Regions from separate parts of the Homo sapiens genome. Here region 1 is linked to region 2. Evidence: chromatin loops called from intact Hi-C (ENCODE). Cell type or tissue: Caco-2. All regions are shown on one strand. Each heading gives the region's core, and the rest is flanking DNA. Links, peaks and the distances in the headings are about the cores only. Region 1 has its middle 220 kb from the start of LINC00374. Region 2 has its middle 110 kb from the start of LINC00374.

Evidence for each region. Peaks named below come from ENCODE experiments on the same cell type or tissue, not always from the same donor. Only the 100,000 strongest peaks of a DNase experiment are listed, where the experiment ranks them.
Region 1: it touches region 2 in a loop (7-fold over the local background); 1 of 110 quality-filtered maps calls a loop at or near these places.

The regions. Positions count from the first base shown.
Region 1 is chr13:58,446,476-58,458,165 of GRCh38, forward strand. No RefSeq gene overlaps it. Among named protein-coding and RNA genes, the nearest start is that of LINC00374, 220 kb to the left of the region's middle. In Caco-2, for the core only: no CTCF peak of the experiment used is centred there; a DNase peak (open chromatin) is centred at 5,826.
Region 2 is chr13:58,334,959-58,346,648 of GRCh38, forward strand. No RefSeq gene overlaps it. Among named protein-coding and RNA genes, the nearest start is that of LINC00374, 110 kb to the left of the region's middle. In Caco-2, for the core only: no CTCF peak of the experiment used is centred there; no DNase peak of the experiment used is centred there.

The sequences.
Region 1 (11,690 bases), core at 1,783-9,782, 110 kb after region 2:
CTATTATTATAATTACAGCAGTATATTGAGTCTTTACAATGTTTAATATATATTATATATTGGAACATTTTTCATTAAAGATACTCCTTACTTTCAAATTAAAAAAAAAAAGATTAAACTTAGCAAAATAGATGATATAAAATGGTCTTGTTTCTATGAAAATTGTTAAACCATGTTTTATTTGACATTTGGAATGATTTTGCAATCCATGTGTTTATTTAGCATCAATTATCATAACTTCCTAAGAAATTCAACAATTCTTTTATGCCAAATATAAATCATAAAGGGAAAAGGGCAAATATCTCTTCATTTCTTTCTTTGCAACTGATATTTGATGATAGATTAGTGGCCACACCTACTCACAACCTATTTTTAAGTGGTGTAGAACTGATTATGCTGTTGAATATATGAGTAGTATGTCATTTTTATTATTAAATGTCATATTTAAGTGGGAAAAAATATGAAATTTTAAAGATGTGAAGATTTCTTTAAATTCTCCATATTTGCTGAGCCTTTTTTTTCCCTGTATATTCACAGTAACACACAGAACTCTAGCTCATTCAACTCTACGGATTAGCTTTATACATTTTGCACACGTGAATCTGGACTTAATTTTTCTGGAATCAGAACTAATCTATGGTGAAATATGGATATTGAAATGCAAACAAAATCAACACTGCCAAGAAGCCTCCCCAACAATCTGCTATTTACATAAGTTAACCCATATTGTGGACTATTGACTCTTGGCAGTAGACAAGTTGGCTACCTAATTTGTGCAGTCACTGAATTTTTTAATATCTGGAAAGTTTCTATTCCTTAAAATATTATGTACTTTTACATATAATTTTTTTCTGGGTAGTGACTAAATGTATATGCTGGAATGAGACAAATGTATATTTTACATACAAATAACTAAAGTGTGTCTATTTGAAGCAAATTATAAGTGATGTAAGAAAATAAGAGTTTGATATTAATTTCTAGTTTTTCTACACCAGTCTAAGAAATTTATGGAAGCCCTTAGTTGGTGCAGGAAAGTGTTTCCACTCTGGATTATGTTTTTTCCTACATATTCCCATGTTCTTTTCCATCTACACTCTAAGAGTCTTTGTTTCTTACGAAGTCCTATTGCTACACAAAAATTTTTCCTCATTTTAACTGATGAAGTAATTGAAGTGTGCTTCATGTACTATACTGGTATAGCTTACCCCCTGCATGACGCCTTCCTGTGCCAACATCCTGGGTTACTTGGTATGTTGTTTTTCTATGGTTTCCCTAACCAAAGATCACAAACTGGGAGGCTTGGAAACAGAAATTTATTATCTCACAGTTCTGCAGGACAGAAGCCAACCATTAAGGTGTGAGCAGGCATGTGCTTCCTCTGCCTATGGATAGAATCCTTACTTGTTTCCTTGTAGCTTCTGGTGACGGTCATCAGTTTTTTGTGTTCCTTGGCTATATCACTCTTATTTCTACCTCTGTTATCACATTGGCTATCTTCTCTCTCTATGTCTGTGTCTCTTCTCTTTTTCTTTTATTTTTTATTTTTGTAGAGAAGGGAGTCTTGTTATGTTGCCTAGGCTTGTCTTTAACTCCTGGCCTCAGGTGATCCTCCTGCATAGCCCTCCCAAAGCACTGGGATTATAGACATGAGCCACTGTGCCTGGCCTCTTCTCTTTTTCTTAAAGAGATACCCGATAGTATTGAATTAGGGCCCACCCTAACTGATTATAATCTCATCTTAACTTGATTACATCTGTGAAGACTCTATTTTCAAATAACCTGATATTTACAGGTCCTGGGGGTTAGGACTTTGACGTATCTTTTAGGGGGACACAGTTCAGTTTCTAACACTCAGTAATCAGAGGAATGGCTCCTCTTGTGTTAGGTCTTACTGTTCTGACTCTACAGAGTGCTCTGTGTCTTCTTTTGCCTTCCATTTCTTTGAGTTATTTCCTGATTTGAGAGCAATCTGAAGATGCTGCCTCCCATCCTTGCTATACTATTATGCTTCCTGGGAGATTAAGAGTCTGCCAAATTTAGGGATGCCATTCCTTGCTGGGTCAGATAATAGTTTGATTTTTCCTTTTTTAAATTTACATTAAAGTAGAAGATCTGCAGACTTGAAGGCAGAATATAGTCAAAGGAATTTGCCTTTTTTTCTCCCATTAAAGGAAAAATCTAAGCAATAGGCACCATTACCACTTGCTCTGTTATCAGGTTTTTGTCTTAATGTCAGAAATTTCAGTGACTCAAAAGACCTTGGGGATAGGAGCTGATATTGTAAAGAAACTGGGAATGTTTGGGGAAGAAAAAAAAAGTCATCAACCAAGTCCCAATAAGGAATCTCCAGTTACCATTCTAGCAAGAAGGAATTTGTGTTTTGACCCTTTACTATATTCTTAGGGCAGGATTGTCAGCCTTTTTATTTTTTTCCCTGAGGCAGGATGGTAGGTCCCTGGTGAAATTTAATTATAAACCCTACCTTATCTTTATGAAAACCAATCACAACCTTGCCCTTGTTGAAATGAGTTACTCTCTAATGGATTTAGGAAGAAATATATATATTATAAAAAAAAAACTACCTAAAGTGCCTCAAGCAGGGAATGTTCATGTTATTCACTCTCCTTTATGCCGATCTATGCTGATATATAGATCAGCATGCTCATATATATAGGTTAACATGCATACATTACTTAGGAAAAGTGATGGTAAATGCTTTTTTTGTTTTTTGGCTGGCATTTCTACATGACTGAGAGTGTGTTTTCTAGCATATTTTCACTGATATTTTTTCCAAACACTATGCAACATATCACTACCTGTAGGAGTAGGGGCTCTTTTCTTTTCCTTTCTTTCTCTTTCTCTTTCTTCTTTTTTTGAGATGAAGTTTCACTCCTGTCACCCAGGCTGGAGTGCAATGGCGTGATCTTGGCTCACTGCAGCCTCTGCCTCCTGGGTTCAAGCAATTCTCCTGCCTCAGCCTCCCGAGTAGCTGGGATTCCAGGCACCCGCCACCATGCCCAGCTAATTTTTGTAATTTTAGTAGAGACGGGGTTTCGCCATGTTGGCCAGGCTGGTCTCAAACTGCTGACCTCAGGTGATCCACCTGCCTCAGCCTCCCAAAGTGCTGGGATTACAGGCGTGAGCCACCACACGCAGCCTGAGTAGGGGCTATTTCTTCTATATGTTTTAATACAGACAAATAAGATCTACCACCTATAATAGAATGAAACACACTATTATAACAGCCTGTAGATGAAGATTTTCATATTTGGAGCTGACGAATTCCATAATGAAAATTAAATTGGTTTTGATGTAACACAGTGAGAGTTATATGGCTTCACAGTGGGACAGACTGGGTTACAATTCTGGTTTTATTCCTTACTAGCACAGAGATTTGGGGAAGGTCAATTGAAAAAAACACAAAAAAGCATCTATCATATACATGGTACTCATTTAGGTTGTCCAGTTATAAACCTTGAAGCCAACTGCTATCAAATGAATGTGTGACCCTCCACCACCCCCACCAAATTTATAGGTCGAAAGCTAAATCCTATTGTGTTAGTATCTGGAGATGCGGCCTTTCAGAGGTGGTTAGATAATGATAGTAGAGACCTTATTAGCTAATCTTTGATGGGATTAGTGCCCTTATACAAGAGATCCCAGAAAACTCCCTTGTCCCTTGTGCCAAGTGAGCACCAAAAAGGTGCCCTCTGTGAACCAAGAAACAGGCCCTCACCAGACACCAAATCTGCTAGCACCTTAATCTTGGACTTCTTTGCTTCCAGATCTATGAGAAATAAGTGTTTTTTAAGAATCACAGTCTATGGTATTTCTGTTATAGCAGTCAAAAGGGACTAAGACACACATCTTTTGACAGTTGAATTTAACATCCTACATAAACATGTAATTTCTGCTGTGAATTAGTATTCTTAAGAGAAGAATGTGCAAAAAAACAGTTTTAGCAAAACTCTAAAGATGGAGTAAAAATAGAGCCTAGAATTTGTATTCTGAAAAGCTGCTTGCCATTCTGACTACTTCTCTGCCTCTAGAAAACAGTGGATAAATCCTTAATCTTCTCCACAACCTATAAGTTGAAGATCAAATTGGTATAAACTAGCTACAAATTAATTTTAAAAATATTTCAAGGGAAGCATTTCATTTTTGAAATATAAAAGTTTTAATATTTTATATTTTATGTGCTAAAACCTTTTAAAGATCAGAAAATTGGAAGTTTCATCTTTCTTTCAATAAAAATGAGGTAAAATAATATGAACTTAACATTTTATTAAACTATTTTTACATAAAATGTAAGATTTTGATATCCCAAATTATACCAACTTTGAATAAACTGTTTTGAAAAATGAAGTGTAATTAACATATATGAAGTACAGAAATTATATGTGCTGTATAAATTTTTGCAAAATAAACACAACAGTACAAACAGGCATTAAATAGACGATTAGAAACATCTTTGTGTACATTACCAGTAACTATTCCTCTTTTAAAAGTTAATCCCTATTCTGACTTCTTTCACCATAGATTAAGTTTGCCAATTTATCAAAGGCATATATAGAATTGTATTATATAATACGTATCATTTTGCTTCCATCTTCTTTTGATCGACATTATGTTTTTGAGATACAACCACATAATTCTCTATAGTAGTAGCCCATTTACTTCATTGCTAGTTTTCCATGATATGACTACACCAGTATTTATCTAATGTATTTTTTAGGGATATTTAGGTTATTTCCAATTGGGAACAATTATAAATAAATAATTTGCCAATGATTGTTTTATTTATGTATTTTTTAGCATATTTATTGGCATTTTGTTGAATATATGGAGGTATTACTGTTTATGATTTTAGACATTAGCACTATTTTGGAAATTAAAACAATCCCACGATGACCATTTGTGAATGTATATTTATATATGCTTATGTGGAGAATATACCTAGCATTATGAACAATTTCTATGTTTTTATAATTTAATTTAATTTTTTAAAGATGGAATCTCACTCTGTTGCCAAGTCTGGAGTGCAGTGGAGGGATCTCGGCTCACTGCACCCTCCACCTCCCGGGTTCAAGCAATTCTCCTGCTTCAGTCACCCAAATAGCTGGGATTACAGGTGCACGCCACCACACTAGGCTAATTTTTTTTTTTTAAGTAGAGATGGGGGTTCACCGTGTTGTCCAGGCTGGTCTCAAACTCCTGACCTCAGGTGATCCGCCTGCCTCCGCCTCCCAAAGTGCTGGAATTACAAGCGTAAGCCACTATGTCCAGCCATCTATATTTAACTTTATTAGGCACTGCCAAATAACTTTCCAAAATGGTCATTCTAATTCACATCTGACAACAGTTTTTGAGAGTTTCAGTTTTTCCACAACCTCACCATTGTACTTAGTATCATCAGTCTTTCATTTTAGTCATGTTGGTGGCTATACAGTGATCTCTAGTTGCAGTTTTAAGTTGTATCTCCCTATGGTTAATGGGGTTGAGAACATTTTCATGTGTTTCTTTGCCATTTGGACATCCCCTCTTATTGATAGATGTCTTTAGGTAGATTTTTGAAACTTTTAATATTTGTATTTGCCATATTATTCTGAAAGTAAATATAAATTTTCTGGACAAGACCACATTATTATTATGTACAGGAATAACTGCATTACTACTCCATGTTGTGTTCTTTCCCCCATGTGGGGCAATGCATGAGAGCCAGATAAGTAGACCTGCTTGGGCAACAAAAGAAGTTTTCTAATGTTACGTGGAGGAACACTGAAATTAGGAACCTAGGAGTTTTTATGTATGCTGTCCAGATGCCACCAACCCCCAACACCACTCCGAGAAATGAGAGGAATCTAATCTTTCTGATGTGAACAAAGTCTCTTTCAGTAAAGAAGAGGACTGTAGGAGGGATTTTATCTTTTGGAATGTAAGTAAATGTTTATATGGGGTGGGAGGAGAGATAAGGCAAGTATTGTTTCCATGGCTCCAGGTTTTCTCTTACCTTAAAATGTAAATACATGCCTCCAGGCAGTTAAATCTCTCTAGTGTTCTCATTCATTCTGTCATCTTCTGACTTTCAAGCTCTGCTCGTTAGAGTAAGTTGCTGTTTTCTTTGCTCAGAAAGTCCTTACTTTCTAAAACATGAAAATAGGTATATTGCTTCTCAGCTGCTTTTTGTCCAATTTTCTATTAAATTCTCTCTTATTTATATAGGGTTGTAGAAATTCTTTATATATTTGGGTTGTATGTTTTGTAGCTTTTTGTTCTATGCTGGATTTCTGTATTTTTTACTCATTTTATTTCCATGGTTTAATATCAGTATTTTATGCTATCTTCCAGTTTAATAAACCTCTCAACTGCTGCATCTAATCTGTTATTAAACCCATTTGCTGTAATCTTTTTTATTTTTTGAAATGAGTTTTTGCTATATTGCCCAGGCTGGTCTTGAACTTCTGGGCTCAAGTAATCCTCCCACCTCAACCTCCCAAGTAGCTGGGACTATAGGCCCATGTCACCATGCCAAGCTTACTGCAATCTTAGTTACAATTTTTATATTATTTAGAATTTCCGTTCTATTGTATTTCTGTATGCCTGATCTGTGGTAAATTTCTGTATTTTGTCACCTTTTAAAAAAACATACTAATCACAGTAAATTCAGAGACAGTGTCTGATACATCTGATAGATGAATCACCTGTGTGCCTGTTTCCTCTTGCTCTTATTTCCTGATAATTTTTAATTGAATGCTATAAATTCTAAATGGAAACTGTAGATATTCTATATGATGCTAAATTTTCCATAGAGGATTTAATTTTGCTTTTGATGAAGAATTTGATTAAGGGCAAATCACCTTACACCCTAATCCACTCTCAGATGAAGGGGACTGGATTTTGGAATTTTGTCTGGTTCTTTTAAATCTTACTCTTAGGGTTTAGTATTTCAGTGTTTTCTTCTGAAATCCTGCATATAAGAATCCATCCTTCCTGGAGAGCCCTGATATCCAGTTTTTGTTTTCCTAGAATTTTTGGCTTCAGAAAACTTTGTTTGGGTTCTCAATCTGTAGGTATTATGCCATTTATAAATCAGCAAATAATTTACAGAGGGAAGTGACACTAAATGTCAGCTTTACCTTAGTGCATTTACTCATTTCTTCAAGATCATGGTGCCCTAAATTCTGGCTGCCTTAGTAGTTCCCTGATACTTAAAAAAAAATTGTTTTTGTTTTGTTTCTTTTGGCTGTATTTTGCAGATTTTGTTTCGGTATTTTGTTTTTCCAGTTATTATTCACAAAAGGGCTTATTTTCTAAGTTGATCCATTACAGCCAGAAATTGAAGTCTTACTAAAGCTACAATAATTCCTAAGTTTCTACATATCAGTTAGCCTTGATCAAAAATTTTACTTTATTCATAGAATATTTTCGATGTATCATATTGTCATTTTTTATTATTTCATGTTCTTTGAACTCACACACTCGTACTAGTTTGTAATTAAATTGTTTTCTGATTAATTCAGTTTACATCTCTATCATCACTAGACTGTAAACTCAAAGAAAGGAAGGGTTGTGCCAATTTGCTTACCATGCTATCTCTGATGCCTATCATACAGCCGACACTCAATGAATACCTTAAAATTCTGTCTAAACAAATAAGTACCTGGGAAATATTTAAGAAAAAAACATATAAAATTCAGCTAGCTCTCAATTAAGTGTTATATTGGTCTAAATTGAATAAATTCATATAGGTTAGTCAAACAAATTTTATAGGAAAAGTTTCTCTAGAAATTAAAATTAAAATATAACAAATTTTACATGAGCTATTTTCTTTATAGCATCATTATTAAAAATTCAAGCACATACTGTAGATGCAGTACTTTTAAAAAGAGTTTTAAATAAAAAACATTGTCAACTATTTTATAAAAATACTTGAAAGCTCTGGTGTGGAAAACAAACTTAAAAGTAGATAATAAGCATGATTGTATGTAAATGCTTATATCAGAGACAAATGGGAAAAAGTTTATTAAAATCTTAAAAATACAGTTAAATAAAATTTGTTTTAAAAAGGCATGTTTAATCGCAGGAAATTTTATGGATAGTCTATTAATAAATGAACATAATATAAAAGTTGTTATCCTAAATTCTCAGTTCCATAAACAATATAAATTCTCTGGTAAAATTCTCATCTTTGACATATGGCCTAAAAATTTCAGCAGATTACTTTACCACATAAACTTTTTGTTGTTGTTGTTTCTAACAAGTGTTCTTTTGAGCGTTAATTTTGAACAATCAGTCCCTGAAACCCGCTATCCCAGCATGTTGTCTACTATTATAAAACTATGTTATTCAAGGGAGGAAAAATATCTATCAACATACCTACTTAAATTTTCTACTTATGGAAATTTTTGTAAGGAAATTTCAAGTCAGAAGTAAATAAATGACAGATCAGTGCCAGAGTCACATAGTTCCTATTGGTAACAAGATAGAAATCTAACATTTCTATTTCAAATGACATATTCTAAAATACAGAGGTACATTTTGGAGTCAGGATTTAGTAGTTATTAGAATAACATCCCCATATGGCCAAGAACAAATACAATTTTATCATCAATAAGATACTAGATAAAGGCAACTAGAAATAATGCCTGATTACCTACAAAGGTAACCCCATCAGGCTAACAGTGGACTTCTCAGCAGAAACCATAAAAGCCAGAAGAGACTGGGGGCCTAGTTTCAGCATTCTTAAAGAAAAGAAATTCTAATCAAGAATTTCACACCCTGCCAAACTAAGCTTCATAAGTGAAGGAGAAATAAAGTCTTTCTCAGACAAGCAATCACTAAGGGAATTCATTGCCACTAGACCAGCCTTACAAGTGTTCTTTAAGGGAGTTCTAAACATGGAGATGAGCAATATCTGCTCCCATAAAACTATACCTAAGTACCTAGCCCACAGACACTTTAAAGCATCTACACAATAGAAACTACAAAACACAATCTGACAACTTTATGATAGAATCAGAACCTCCCATATCAATATTAATCTTGAATTTAAATGGTTTTAATGACCTACTTAAAGGGGAAGAGGGGCAAGTTGGATTTAAAAAAAAAACTCATCTATCTACTATTTCAAAAGACCCACCTCACAGTAAGAACACCATAGACTCAAGGCAAGGGATTGGAGAAACATCTATCACACAAACTAAAAACAAAAAAGAGTAAGGGTCTTTATTTATATATCAGATAAAATAGACTTTAAACCAACAACAGTAAAAAAAGGACAAAGAAGGGCACTAAAAAAATAATACAGGGTTCAATCCAACATATGACTTAACTATCTTATATACACACCCAGCATTGGAACACACAGATTCATAAAACAGGTACTTCTAGACCTACAAAAAGTCTTAAACAGCAACATAATAGCAGTAGGGTACTTCCACATGCCACTGACAGTGTTAGAGAGACCAAGGCAGAAAACCAACAAAGAAATTCTGGGCTTACATTTGACTTTTGTCCAATTGAACCTAATAGACATTTACAGAACACTCCACCCATCAACCATAGAATATCAATTCTTCTCAACTGCACACAGATCATAATCTAAGACTGACTACATGCTCAGTCATAAAACATGTCTCAATAAATTCAGAAAAGTCAAAACCATACAAACCATACTTTTGGACCATAGTGGAATAAGAATACAAATCAATACCAAGAACATCATCTAAAACCACAACATTACATGAAAATTAAACAACTTGCTCCTGAAAGACATTTGGGTAAACAACAAAATAAAGGCAGGATTTAAAAATTATCTTAAATAAATGAAAACAGAGACACACATATCAAAATTTCTGGGCTACAGCTAACACAGTGTTTATAGTGCTAAGCACCTATACCAAAAAGTTAAACAATCTCAAATTAACAATCTAACATTACACCTATAGGAACTAAAAGCACAAGATCAAACTAACCCCAAAGCTAGCAGGAGAAAAGAAATAAATAAAATCAGAGAAGAATTGAATGAAATTGAGATCCAAAAATCCATACAAAGGATCAACAAAATGAAAAGCTGGTTCTTTGAAAAAAATCAACAAGATTGATAGATCACTAGCTAGATTAACAAAAAAAGAGAAAAGATCCAAATAAGTGCAGTTAGAAATGACAAAGGTGACATTAGAACTGATCTCACATAAATACAAAAGATCCTCAGAGACAATTATGAACATCTCTCTGCACACAAACTAGAAAATCTAGAGGAAATAGATAAATTCCTGGAAACACACAAGCTCCCAAGACTAAGTCCAGGAAGAAATCAAAACCCTGAACAGATGAATACTGAACTCTGAAACTGAATCAGTAGTAAAAAACTTACTAACCAAAAAGAGCTTTGGAGCAGATGGATTCACAGCCGGATTCTATGAGATGTACAAAGAAAAGCTGGTATAAATCCTACTAAACCTATTCCAAAAATAGGGGAGGAGTGACTCCTCCCTACATAATTCTACAAAGCCAGCATCATTCTGATACCAAAACCTGGCAAAGACACAACAACAACAACAAAACTGCTGGTCAATTCCCCTGATGAAAAAAAATGCAAAAATCTTTAACAAAATGCTAGCAAACCAAATCCAGTAGCATATCAAAAGTTAATTCACCATGATAAAGGAAACTCATCATGATCTAGTAGGCATTATTCTTGTGATGCAGGACTGGTTCAACATACAGAAATCAATAAATGTGATTTGTCACATAAACAGAATTAAAAATAAAAACCATATGATCATTTCATTAGATGCAGAAAAAGCTTTTGATAAAATCCAGCATCCTTTTGTGATTAAAAACCCTGAGCAAACTAGACACCAAAGCAACATACCTCAAAATAATAAGAGATATCTATGACAAACCCACAGCCAACATTAGAACATACAAAAGCTGGAAGCATTCCCATTAAGAATGTGAACAAGACAAGGATGTCCACTCTCACCACTCCTATTCAGCATAGTACTGGAAGTCCTAGCCAGCGCAATTAGGCAAGAGAAAGCAATAAAATGTATCCAAATAGTAATCGAAGAAGCCAAATTATCTCCCTTCATTGATGTTATGATTCTATACCTAAAAACCCTGAAGACTCCAACAAAAGGCTGCTAGGGTGACAAATGACTTTAGTAAAGTTTCAGGATATAAAATCAATGCACAAAAATCAGTAGCATTTCTATGCACCAATAACATTCAAACTGAGAGATAAATCAAGGATGTAATCCCATTTACAATAGTCACAAAAATTGTAAAATGCCTTGTAATATAGCTAACAAAGAGGTAAAATTTCCTCTACAAGGAGAACCACAAAACACTGCTGAAAGAAATCATAGATGATACAAACAAATGGAAAAACATCACATGCTTATTGTCTAGAAGAATCGGTATCATTAAAGTGGCCATAATGCCCAAAGCAGTCTACAATCTACAAAGATTCAACGCAATTGCTACGTAATTATCAACTTCATTTTTCACAGAATTAGAAAAAAACTATTCTAAAATTCATATGTAACCAAAAAAGTGCTCAAATAGCCAAATAAATTTTTAGCAAAAAAGAACAAAGCTGGAGGCATCACACTACCAGACTTCAGAATATACTATAAGGCTACAGTAACCAAAAAAGCATGGTACTGGTACAAAAACAGTTACAT
Region 2 (11,690 bases), core at 2,012-10,011:
CATAGAGCAGCCCTCTATGGTTACTAGTAAAAAATGCAATACACATACTCACACTATGCATCTAAAGTAGAAATGAAAGTAAAGGAAAATGGATGCAGAAAGAAATGTGCTATTTGTTTTAATCAGCACTGGAAATACAGACATGTTTTAATCAACACAGGAAACATAGACACACAGTACCTCTAGTGAAAATTCCATTTTTTCTTTTTCTTTTTGGAGATAGAGTCTCGCTCTATTTTGAGGCTGGAGTGCAGTGGTGTGATCTCGGCTCACTGCAGTCTTCTCCTCCCGGGTTCAAGCCTCAGCCTCCCGAGTAGCTGGGATTACAGGTGCTTGCCACCACACCTGGCTGATTTTTGCATTTTTGGGAGAGACGGGGTTTCACCATGCTGCCCAGGGTGGTCTTGAACTCCTGAGCTCAGGCAATCCACCCGCCTCAGCCTTCCAAAGTGCTAGGATTACAGGCATGAGCCACCAAGTCCAGCAGAAAATTCTTAAAGCAACTGAAACGTACCCACTTTTTATAAACTTTACCAAAAATACAGTTGTTTTAAACCTGCCTAGAAAATCTATAGTGTGACCTTTATACCTTTTTTACACGTGCATATATAACCTAACACAGACAAGCAGATTATTTTATCAACAAAATCATTTTTTGATTATCTGCTTATTACATATTCATGAACAGTGCATACATGAAAATACCAGCTAAGGATGGCTAGCTGTATTTGTTGTTTCAAGTTGGTTAACATCCTTTTATCAATATTTAAAAATATATTCTAACCTCCCTGGAATAGCCTTTGAAATTTCTTCTCTGTACAAGTTCCTATTCATATTCGTGACAACTCTTACTTCTCTCTCCTAATTCTCCTTCCCAGAAATAGGAGGAATTTTGAAAAGAAAATGCAGGTAACAGTTTTTATCCACCATTCATTCACCTAACTTGTCAATGTTTTTTGTTTTGTCGTTGCTTTTTATTTTTTAATTTTGTGGGTATATAGTAGGTATATATGGAGTTCATGAGGTGTTTTGAGGCAGGCATGCAATGTGAAATAAACCCATCATGGAGAATGCAGGGTATCCATCCCCTCAAGCATTTGCTCTTTGAGTTACAAAAAATACAATTATACTCTTTATTTTAAAAAGTAAATTAAGTTATTATTGACTATAGTCACCATGTCGTGCTACCAAATAGTATAGGTTTTATTCATTCTTTCTATTTTTTTCTATCCATTAAGCATCCCTACCTCTGTTCCAGCCCTCCACTAACCTTCCCAGTCTCTGGCAACCCTCTTTCTACTATCTATGTCCATGAGTTTTATTGTTTTGATTTTTAGACTCCACAAATAAGTGAAAACATGCAATGTTTGTCTTTCTGTGCCTGGCTTATTTCACTTAACATAATGATATCCAGTTCCATCCGCATTGTTGCAAATGAGTGCATCTCATTCTTTTCAGGGACTGAATAGTACACCATTGTGTATATGTACTACATTTTCTTGATTCACTCATCTGTTGATAGACATTAAAGTTGCCTCCAAATCTTAGCTATTGTAAACAGTGCTGCAACAAACATAGGAATGCAGTTATCTCTTCAATATACTGATTTCCTTTCTTTCAGGTATATACTCAGCAGTGGGATTGCTGGATCCTATGGTAGCTCAATTTTCGTTTTTTTGAGGAACCTCCAAACTCTTCTCCATAGTGGTGGTAATCAGTTATATTCCCAAACAACAGTGTATAAGGCTTTCCTTTTCTCCACATCCTTGCCAGCATTTGTTATTGCCTGCCTTTTGGATATAAACCATTTTAACTGGGGTGAGATGATATCTCATTGTAGTTTTGATCTGCATTTCTCTGATGATCAGTGATGTTGAGTACCTTTTCAATATGCCCATTTGCCCTTTGTGTGTCTACTTCTGAGATATGTCTATTCAAATCTTTTGCCCCTTGTTTGATCAGATTATTAGATGTTTTCCTGTAGAGTTGTTTGAGCTCCTTATATTATCTGGTTATTAATCCCTGGTCACATGGGTAGTTTGCAAATATTTTATCCCCTTCTGTGGGTTGTCTCTTACTTTGTTGATTGTATCTTTTGCTGTACAGAAGTTTTTTAACTTGAAGTGATCCCATTCATCCATTTTTGCTTTGGTTGTCTGTCTAATGGGGTATTGCTCAAGAAATATTTGCCCAGACCGATGGCCTGGAGATTTTCCACAATGTTTTCTTGTAGTACTTTTATGGTTGGAGGTCTCAGATTTAAGTTTTTAATAAATTTTGAGTTGATTTCTGTATGTGGCAAGAAATAGGGGTCTAGTTTCATTCTTCATATGGATATTCAATTTTTCCAGCACCATTTATAGAAGAGACTGTCTTTTCCCCAGTGTATGTTCTTGGCACCTTTGTAAAAAATGAGTTTGCTGCAGATGTGTGGATTTGTTTCTGGATTCTCTATTCTGTTACATTGGTCTATGTGTCTTTTTTTATGCCAGTACCATACTATTTTGGTTACTGTAGCTCAGTAGTAGAATTGAAGTCAAGTATTGAAGTCAAGTTAAGTAGTATAATTGAAGTCAATTATACTACTGTAGCTCAGTAGTATAATTGAAGTCAAGTAATTTGATTCTTCCAAATTACTTTCAAGTAATTTGATTCTTCCAAATTACTTCCAAGTAATTTGTTCTTTTTGCTTAAGATAGCTTTGGTTATTCTAGGTCTTTTGTGGTTCCATATAAATTTTAGGATTGCTGTTTCTATGTCTCTGAAGAATTTTGTTGGTATCTTGATAGGGATTGCATTGAATCTGTAGATTGCTTTGGGCAGTATGGATATTTATCAATATTGATTCTTCCAGTCCATGAACATGGAATATTTTTCCATTTTTTGGTGTCCTCTTCAATTTCTTTCATCAGTATCTTATAGTTTTCATTATGGAAATCTTGCACTTATTTGGTTAATTCCTAGGTATTTAATTTTTTGTGTGGCTATTGTAAATGGGATTTCTTATTTTATTTCTTTATCAGATTGTTCACTATTGGCATATTGAAATGCTACTGATTTTTTATGTTGATTTTGTATCCTGCAACTTTCCTGAGTTTGTTGATCAGTTCTAATTGTTTTCTTATGAAGTCTTAAGGCTTTTCCTAATATAAGATCATATTGTTTTCAAACAAGGATCATTTGATTTCTTCCTCTTCAATTTAGATGCCCTTTATATCTTTTTCTTGTCTGATTCCTCTAGCTAGGACTTCCAGTACTATGCTGAATAACAGTGATGACAGTGGGCATCCTTCCTGTTTTCCAAATCTCAGAGGAAAGGGTTTCAGTTTTTCCCCATTCAGTATGATACTACCTGTGGATCTGTCGTATGTGGCCTTTATGTTGAGGTATGTTCTTTCTATCCCCAGTTTTTTAAGGGTTTTTGTCATGAAGAGATGTTGAATTTTATGCTTTTTCAGCATCAATTGAAATATAATTATATGCTTTGTATCCTTTATTCTATTGATATCATATATCATATTAATTGATTTGCATATGGTGAACCACCTTGCATCCTATGGATAAATCCCACTGGTCATGAAGAATGATCTTTTTAATGTATTTGTTGAATTCAATTTGCTAATATTTTCTTCAGGATTTTTGTATCAATATTCATCAGCGATATTGGCCTGGAGTTTTCCTTTTTTGATGTGTCTTTGTCTGGTTTTGGTGTCAGGGTAATACTGGCCTCATACAATGAGTTTGGAAGTATTCCCTCCTGCTCTATTTTTCAGAGTAGTTTGAGTAGGATTGGTATTAGTTCTTTAAATATTTGGTAAAATTCAGCAGTGAAACCATCAGGTCCCAGGCTTTTCTTTACTGGGAGACTTTTTATTACAGCGTCCATCTCATTACTTAATATTGGTCTGTTCAGGTTTTGGATTTCTTCCTGGTTCGATCTTGGTAAGTTGTATGTGTTGAGGAATTTGTCCATTTCCTCTAGATTTTCCAACTTATTGGCACATAGTTGTCATGGTAGCTGCTAATGATCCTTTGAATTTCTGAAGTATCACTTGTGGCATCTCCTTTTTCATTTCTGATTTTGTTTTTTTTTTCTTAGTTATTCTAGGTAAAATTTAGTCAATTTTGTTTAACTTCTGAAAACAACCTTTTGTTTCACTGATCTTTTGTATTTTTTTCATTTCAATTTCATTTATTTCTGCTCTGATCTTTAGCATTTCTTTTCTTCTACTAATTTTGGGTTTGATTTGCTCTTGCTTTTCTAATTCTTTAAGATGCATCATTAGATTGCTTATTTGAAATATTTCCTCTATTTTGATATAGGCACTACAGCTATAAACTTCTTTCTTAATAATGCTTTTGCCATATCTCATAGGTTTTGGGATGTTGTATTTCCATTATAATTTGTTTCAAGAAATTTTTAAATTTTATTAATTTCTTCATTGACCCACAGGTCATTCAGGAGCATGTTGTTTCATTTGCATTATTTATATAGTTTCCAAAGTTCCTGTTGTTACTGATTTCTAGTTTTATTTCATTGTGGTTAGAAAATATGCTTGATAATATTTTTTTTGAATGTTGTAAGTCTTGTTTTGTGACCTAATATATGGTCTGTCCTTGAGAATAATCCATGGTCTGAGAAAAAAAATGTGTATTCTGCAGCTCTTGGATGAAATGTCCTATAAATATCTATTTGATACATTTGGTCTACAGTGCAGATTAAGTCTGATGTTTCTTTGTTGATTTTCTGTCTGGAAGATCTGCTCAATGCTGAAAGTAAAGGGTTGAAGTCTCCAGCTACTATTGTCTTGGGGCCTATCTCTCTCCTTAGCTCCAATAATATTTGCTTTATAAATCTGGGTGCTCCAGTGTTGTGTGCGTATTTATTTAAAATTGTTAAATCCTCTTGCTGAATTGACTCCTTTATCATTATATAGTGACCTTTGTTTCTTCTTACAGTTTTTGTCTTAAAATCTGTTTTGTCTGATGTAAGTATAGTGATTCCTGCTCTTTTTTGGTTTCCATTGGCATGGAATATCTTTTTCCATCCCTTTATTTTCAGTTTATGTGTGTCTTTAAAGGTGTAGCATGTTCCTTGTAGGCAACAGATCAATGGGTCTCATTTTATCATCCATTCAACCAGTGTGTCTTGATTGGAGAGTTTAGTGTATTTACTTTCCATGTTATTATTGGTTAGTAAGAACTTACTCCTATCATTTTGTTATTTGTTTTCTTGTTTTGTGGTCTTCTTTTATTTCTTTCCTTCCCGTCTTGCTCAAGTGAAGGCGATTTTCTCTGGTGACATGACCTAGGTCCTTGCTTTGTGTGTGTGCTTATCCATTTAATGTTGTTTGGTTTGAGATTACTATGAGGCTTGCAAGTGCTATCTTATAACACATTATTTTACCATAATAACAGCTTAACACTATTTGCATAAATAAACAAGCAAAAAGAAAGCCAATAAAAACTCTATGCCATAACTCGGTGCCACTGCTTTTTAACTTTTTGTTGTTTCTATTTATATCTTATTATACTATCATGAACATTTCTTGTACTTATTATTTTTTATTGGTTTATTGTTTAGTCTTTCTATTTGGGATGATAGTAGTTTACACACCAAATTTACAGTATTATAATATTCTGTTTCTTTCTGTGTACTTACCATTACCAGTGAGTTTTGTACCTTTGGGTGATTATTTATTGCTTATTAATGTTCTTTTCTTTCGGATTGAAGTATTTCCTTTAGTATTTCTTGTAGGACAGGACTGATACTGATAAAATCCCTCAGCTTTTGTTCACTGGAAAATTCTCTATTTCTCCTTCATGTTTGAAGGATATTTTCATTGGATATACTATTCTAGGGTAAATTTTTTTTCTTTAGCACTTTAAATATGTCACACCACTTTCTCCTGGCCTGTAAGGTTTCCACTGAAAGGTCTACCAGATGTATTTGAGCTCTATCATGTGTTATTTCCTTCTTTTCTTGTGCTGCTTTAGGTTGGTGAAAAAGTAATTGCAGTTTTTGCCATTACTTTTAATGGCAAATAAGTAAAGAATTCTTTCTTTACCCTTGACCTTTGGGAGTTTAATTATTAAATGGCTTGAGTTTGTCTTCTTTGGGGTAAACATGCTTGGTGTTGTATAACCTTTGTGTACTTTGATATTGGTTTCTTCCTCTGGGTTTGGGAAGTTCTCTGTTATTATCCCTTTGAATAAACCTTCTACTCCAATAATTAATTATTGCAACATTTTACTGCTCTATTATGAAATATACATTTATACCTCAATGACTGATAGAATTTCAATATACAGTGCACACTGAAAGGTTATTTTTTACTCTACCATGAATCCTTACCTATATTTGAAATGGATATTCATCAGATATTACAAGAAATTTGAATGATGACATGATTTGTTTTTATCACTGGCATTGTTATGCGAGTTCAGTGATAAGAAGTATTAATTCTAAAGTATCAGTCTATTGTTGACCCTGCAAGTGTTCAAGTAGGCAGTCAAAGGTTAAGGCCACAGTTAAAGAATCATAGTTGCCAATCAATATCTCCAATATCTTAGTCACTAGACAATGAGCAAAACATTTACTTTAGGTTGTACTTTAAGGGAAGAAGGCAGAAAGTCAAGCAGTAGTCATGTAACTACCTCTACTCTAACATTTCCTAATCACACATAATGTTGTCTTATCTTCACTCTTCTTTTATACTTTTATCTAGCAGAAAGAAATCTCTACCTGTTTACTTACTAATGTGTTCCAAAGGCATGCCCTTCTTTGGGTGGGTGTGTTTAAGTATATTTTTCTCTTTTGTGTACCATTACTGTGATTCTTTCTGCCAAATCATTTCATTTATTTCAAATAAAAATAAGCTTAAATTACCTCAAACACATAAACTATTTTCCTTGAATTGTTTACTTATAAAATTAATTTTATAACTTTCAGTTTCTTAATTCGGTTGAAAAGTTCTACCATCTTTTGATTTCATGCAGTCTTCCAAAGTCAATTCTAGGATATTTTTATTAACATGTTTTCAATCTATAATCTATTTGCAACTTAACTCAGTATTTTGCATGCAATGGTTTACCAAACTTTTTTCTTCCAGAATATCACCACAAGAATTTATTGAATAAATCATGCATTCTTTGCCATTCAGCTGAAATATTGCCTCTATTATTTATTCGATTCTCACATTTTCTTTTCTATTTGTGATCCCTCTATTTCATTAATCTACATATTTATTCCTATGCAATAACTAAATCAATTTTATTAGAGTGGCTCTATAGTTTTGTATGATACATAGCAAAGCAATCCCCTATTTTCTCCCTTTTTATGTATCTGTTGGAATTATCACAAGCTTAAACATTTCTTAGTCATAACTAATATTTCTATTATATGAAAATAACCCTTCTGAGAATAGAGATTTATTGTCATTGTTTACATCTTATTTTTAATTCTCTATAATATTACATATATTATTCTATAGTTTATATTTCTTATTAAACTTATACCTATATATCCTATATATCTTATACTTCTTTTGCTACTAGAAATGAACTAAAGTCTTTACTTTATACAAAATTGGCTTGTATCCTTGTATACTTCAACACATTTTATTGTTAATTGTAATTTTTACTTGTATCTTTTGAGTTTTCTTGGTATACTATCATGACATCTGCAATTAAAAAAACTAAAACATTACATATTTTCCTTTTCAATGTTTCTACAAAGTCTTTCATTTTCTTTTCATATTGAACTTGACTTTTATTGCAATCAATTTGAAACTTGTTTTATATCAGATGAAATTCTAATTTTATTATAGCTGAATTAAAATTAAAGTATAATATCAAGAATATGTCTCTGTCCATCTCCTTATATTTAATTAACATGTTTTTATTGATTTTTCTAATTACAATGATTTTTTACTGTATTTTTCAGAGAACAGGCTTAATTCTATTTAAGTAGATTCTTTCTCAGCTTCCCTTGCAGCTGTAACCAAAAAGGTAACTTGGAGTCTAGCAATCAGAAGCACCTTTATAAGAAAAAAATTTAGAAGTGGTTAATATGAAGTAATGCCTCCTTGCAGGGAAACTGATCTTAGAAATGCAATGGCTCGGTTTTGTCAGTTCTGGCAGGGGAAGTGCTTCTGACAATTCTGAATTTCATAGATGCTTAGAAGCAGTGGCAGTGTAGTTTTCTGTTAAAAAGACTTCTCAGTGGTTAACATGATTCCTGGTAGGTAGGCTTTGTGCTCTGGCTCTCTCTTTTCCAGAGATAGCCAAACTACGACTCATTCTTAATAAATCTGTTTCCTGTTTAAACTAGCCAGAAAGGATGTTGTTGCTCACACACCCCAAACTGTGCAGTATGCTTGGTCACAACACAGGCTGCAGACAACTCTGAAGAATATGTGAAATGGGGATTGATTTTTCTGAAATGGTTTGGATTGGAAGCCGTAAGGATCCAATTTATACCAGGGCATGGGAACATAGTAGTCTTTGACTGCAGTAGGCATTCAGTAAATTTTTACCTTGCTTATGAAAACCATGGTTTTGGCTTACTGAATAGCTAGTAACACAGACCATTGTGAAGAAGACAAGATATACATATGAACCACTGAATTGAACAAATGCTCCAAATAGTGCTGAGGAGCTTAAAATAAATGAGCTCAGAGTTTGAACTTTGTGTTTTCAAAATGGTCAGACTGGCTTAAAATAGCTTTTTACATCTTGTAATTGTAGAGATAATGCAACTAAAAATTGAATCCATTGTAGGAACCTGTGTGTTGCTGATCTGTGGTAGTTGAATCCAGAATTTCATGAGGTCTCTATATAAAAATTAGGGTTTTTTTCTGTGAAAAACTGGGGCATAAGTTTGGAATCTGGCCAAGTGAGAAAGTAGATGACTCAAATAATTCCCAAATCCCTTAGGCCTCTCCTCTTCTATTTTGTGAGGCTGTTTTGCCTTTGAATCCCTATAATGACTTTCCCTAAGGCAGATATCTTACAAGGAAAAGTCAATTCTCATATGCCATTTTTTTTCTAGTCCTCATTTCCTTTAGCTCCTGGGGGCCAATTACATGATGAAACCTTGAACAAGACTTATATGTCAAATAGAATTACAAGCATGTTTTTATTTATATCTGCCCTGACCTTGGAAATATACATGAGAATGAATACAATGAATTCAGAACCAGGAAGAAAGAATCAGGACTATAGATTGGTCTAAATTTTCTACTACCTGTACACTTGCCAGAGTCTCTGGATTCAGTAAGTAATTTTGAGTAGCTACAAATGGTTCTAATTTCTGCTGTCCTTGTAAAGTGACACATTCTCAATGGTGTTCTAAATTAAATGAAGTTGAGATGCTCACAATTCTGAGCATTATGTGTTATTATGTAAAGAGAGGACTCAAAAGACAGAGAAAGGAATGTTGGAGTGGAAGACTTTGTGTAATCTGTCTACTTGTCCCTATCCATGAATTTGAGAATACCTGTGGGATAGCCTCTTCCCGAAGTAAGTGGGAAATCCATACATCTGTAAAAACGGTACTCACTAACTTGAAAAATTCTGAAAGGATGGTCCTCCGAGGGCCTTGAATGCAAGTAGGAAACTCAGCCCTCAAACAAGCCTCTTTCATTTTACTGCGGCTGTTGAGATGCTGGGGCAACAGAGGCCAGCAGCAATATTTAATTGTCAGAGAAAATAAAAAAGTTATTAATAAAATAGTTATCATGGTTAGAGTAAAAACCAAATATTTTTACCCACAGGGATGTTTGGCAATTACTAGTCAATGTACAGTAAAAAATAGATAGATAGTTCATTAGGTCCCAAAGAGCTGTATTAAAAAAAAAAAAGGTCATATAACCACATAACCAGAGTTCCAACATGAGCTACTGCACTAAAACAATTTCCCTCACCAGGACACTCTAATTCCAGATAGCTTCCCCACTCTGTCCTTGCCCTCCCCACCCCCAGTGAGAAAGAATCTCAGAATAGAATAGCTGCACTTTTCCATCACCTCTCCTCTTCCTTCCTTCAAACACCTCTTAGGTTTTGCTGATTTTTTGAACTTTCTGTTACAGAATATTATTAGAATTTTCCTCATGATAAGTTATATCTAAGCCAAGAATCCTTATTTCACATTTAAAAACATATTCTCAGGTTAGCAGTGTAGTCAATTTAGGATCACTCTTTTACTTAAATTCTTATTTTATTGTAGCTTTTGATTTTGAGGCAAGAATTAACATTTACCTGACACAGAATTTGTCTCAGGGGACTAACTCGGATTGTAATGATAATTATTTAGGTGTGTTTTAAATGTCTAAAGAATCGGCACCTTCTCTAAACAACAAAAATACGTTAAGAAACTAGGAAAAAAAGATCTTATAAAAATTTTAATAGGATTTAAATCTATTATAAAATATAGGTTATTGATAATCCTCAAACTCCTTTGTAAGAAAAATCAACTCTGTAAGTAACAACCATGTTTTTTTTTTGTTTGTTTTGGTTTGGTTTGGTTTTTTGCTGGAACCAAGAGAGTGTGTGATGGCTTTAAAAATTTCAGGTGCCTATGGAATCTTGAAAATAGGAAATAGGAACCAAAGTGGTTTTATAGAGTTTCCTCTGGGGTAGTGGGGATGACGACGGAGCAGTTAGATGTCAGGACACAGGAAAGACTAGGGAGAAGATAAGGTCTAGTAAGTATTTTGTATACATAGGAAACACTACCAACTATGTATTGTGAACTCCTGATTCCTCAAAAATAACACAAAATAAAACAAAACAGACATGATTTGTGTTATTGTGGAAAACAACAAATAGGCTGATGTTATTTAGTAGATAGTGCTCACAGATTAGGGCTCAGTTTGCATTGGGGTTATGCATGTCTTTATAAACATTATTGTGTATTCACAAAATGTCATGTTTATATTGATATCTGTTTAATCATGCAAGCCCTCTCACTTCTAACAAGACAGTTTTAAAATTTTAAGGCTATAAAACACAGTGTCACTAAAATAATTAATAATATTATGAATTGGAATTTATTTTTAAGTATTCATTTCTATCTTGGAAGTAATCTTAAATGTACATTTTCTGTTATTTCAGTGTCTTATGGATAATCCAAAGTGTTTTAAAAATTAACTAAAAAGAAATCAAGAAGTATCCATATATTCCACATAAGGTTTCCTGACTCACTGATGTAGGACTTGCCCAAAATGGTTTTGTAATCCATCTGTCTTTTAAAAGAGGTTTTGCATAACTATAAATTTTCTGTCCCACTATTAACAAAAAAAAATGTGGCTATACAGATTCAGTGCATTCATTAGACTAGAACAGGGAATGGAAAAATTTGTTAGGCAAAGTTAATTAGTGCCCCTTGGTGTTTTGTGATAAGGGCACAGAGAGAAGTTTGTGACTCTACATAAAAAAAAGTCAAAAAAGAATGGTAGGCTTGTAGCAAGCTAGCATAACAGATTGAAGAGAAAGGGCTAGAACAGTAGCTATCTATGTTTCCAGGTTTGATAAACTTTTCTGTCATCTGGAAGGTATGCCTAGGAGGTAGCTGTGCTCAAGTCTTCTTGACAAGAGCAGTCCAAGAGTCCTGCCTGCTGGGGTATCCACCCACTGAGGCCGGTGGGATTGCATACAGCAGAGCTGAGGCGCACACTGGAGATACAGTG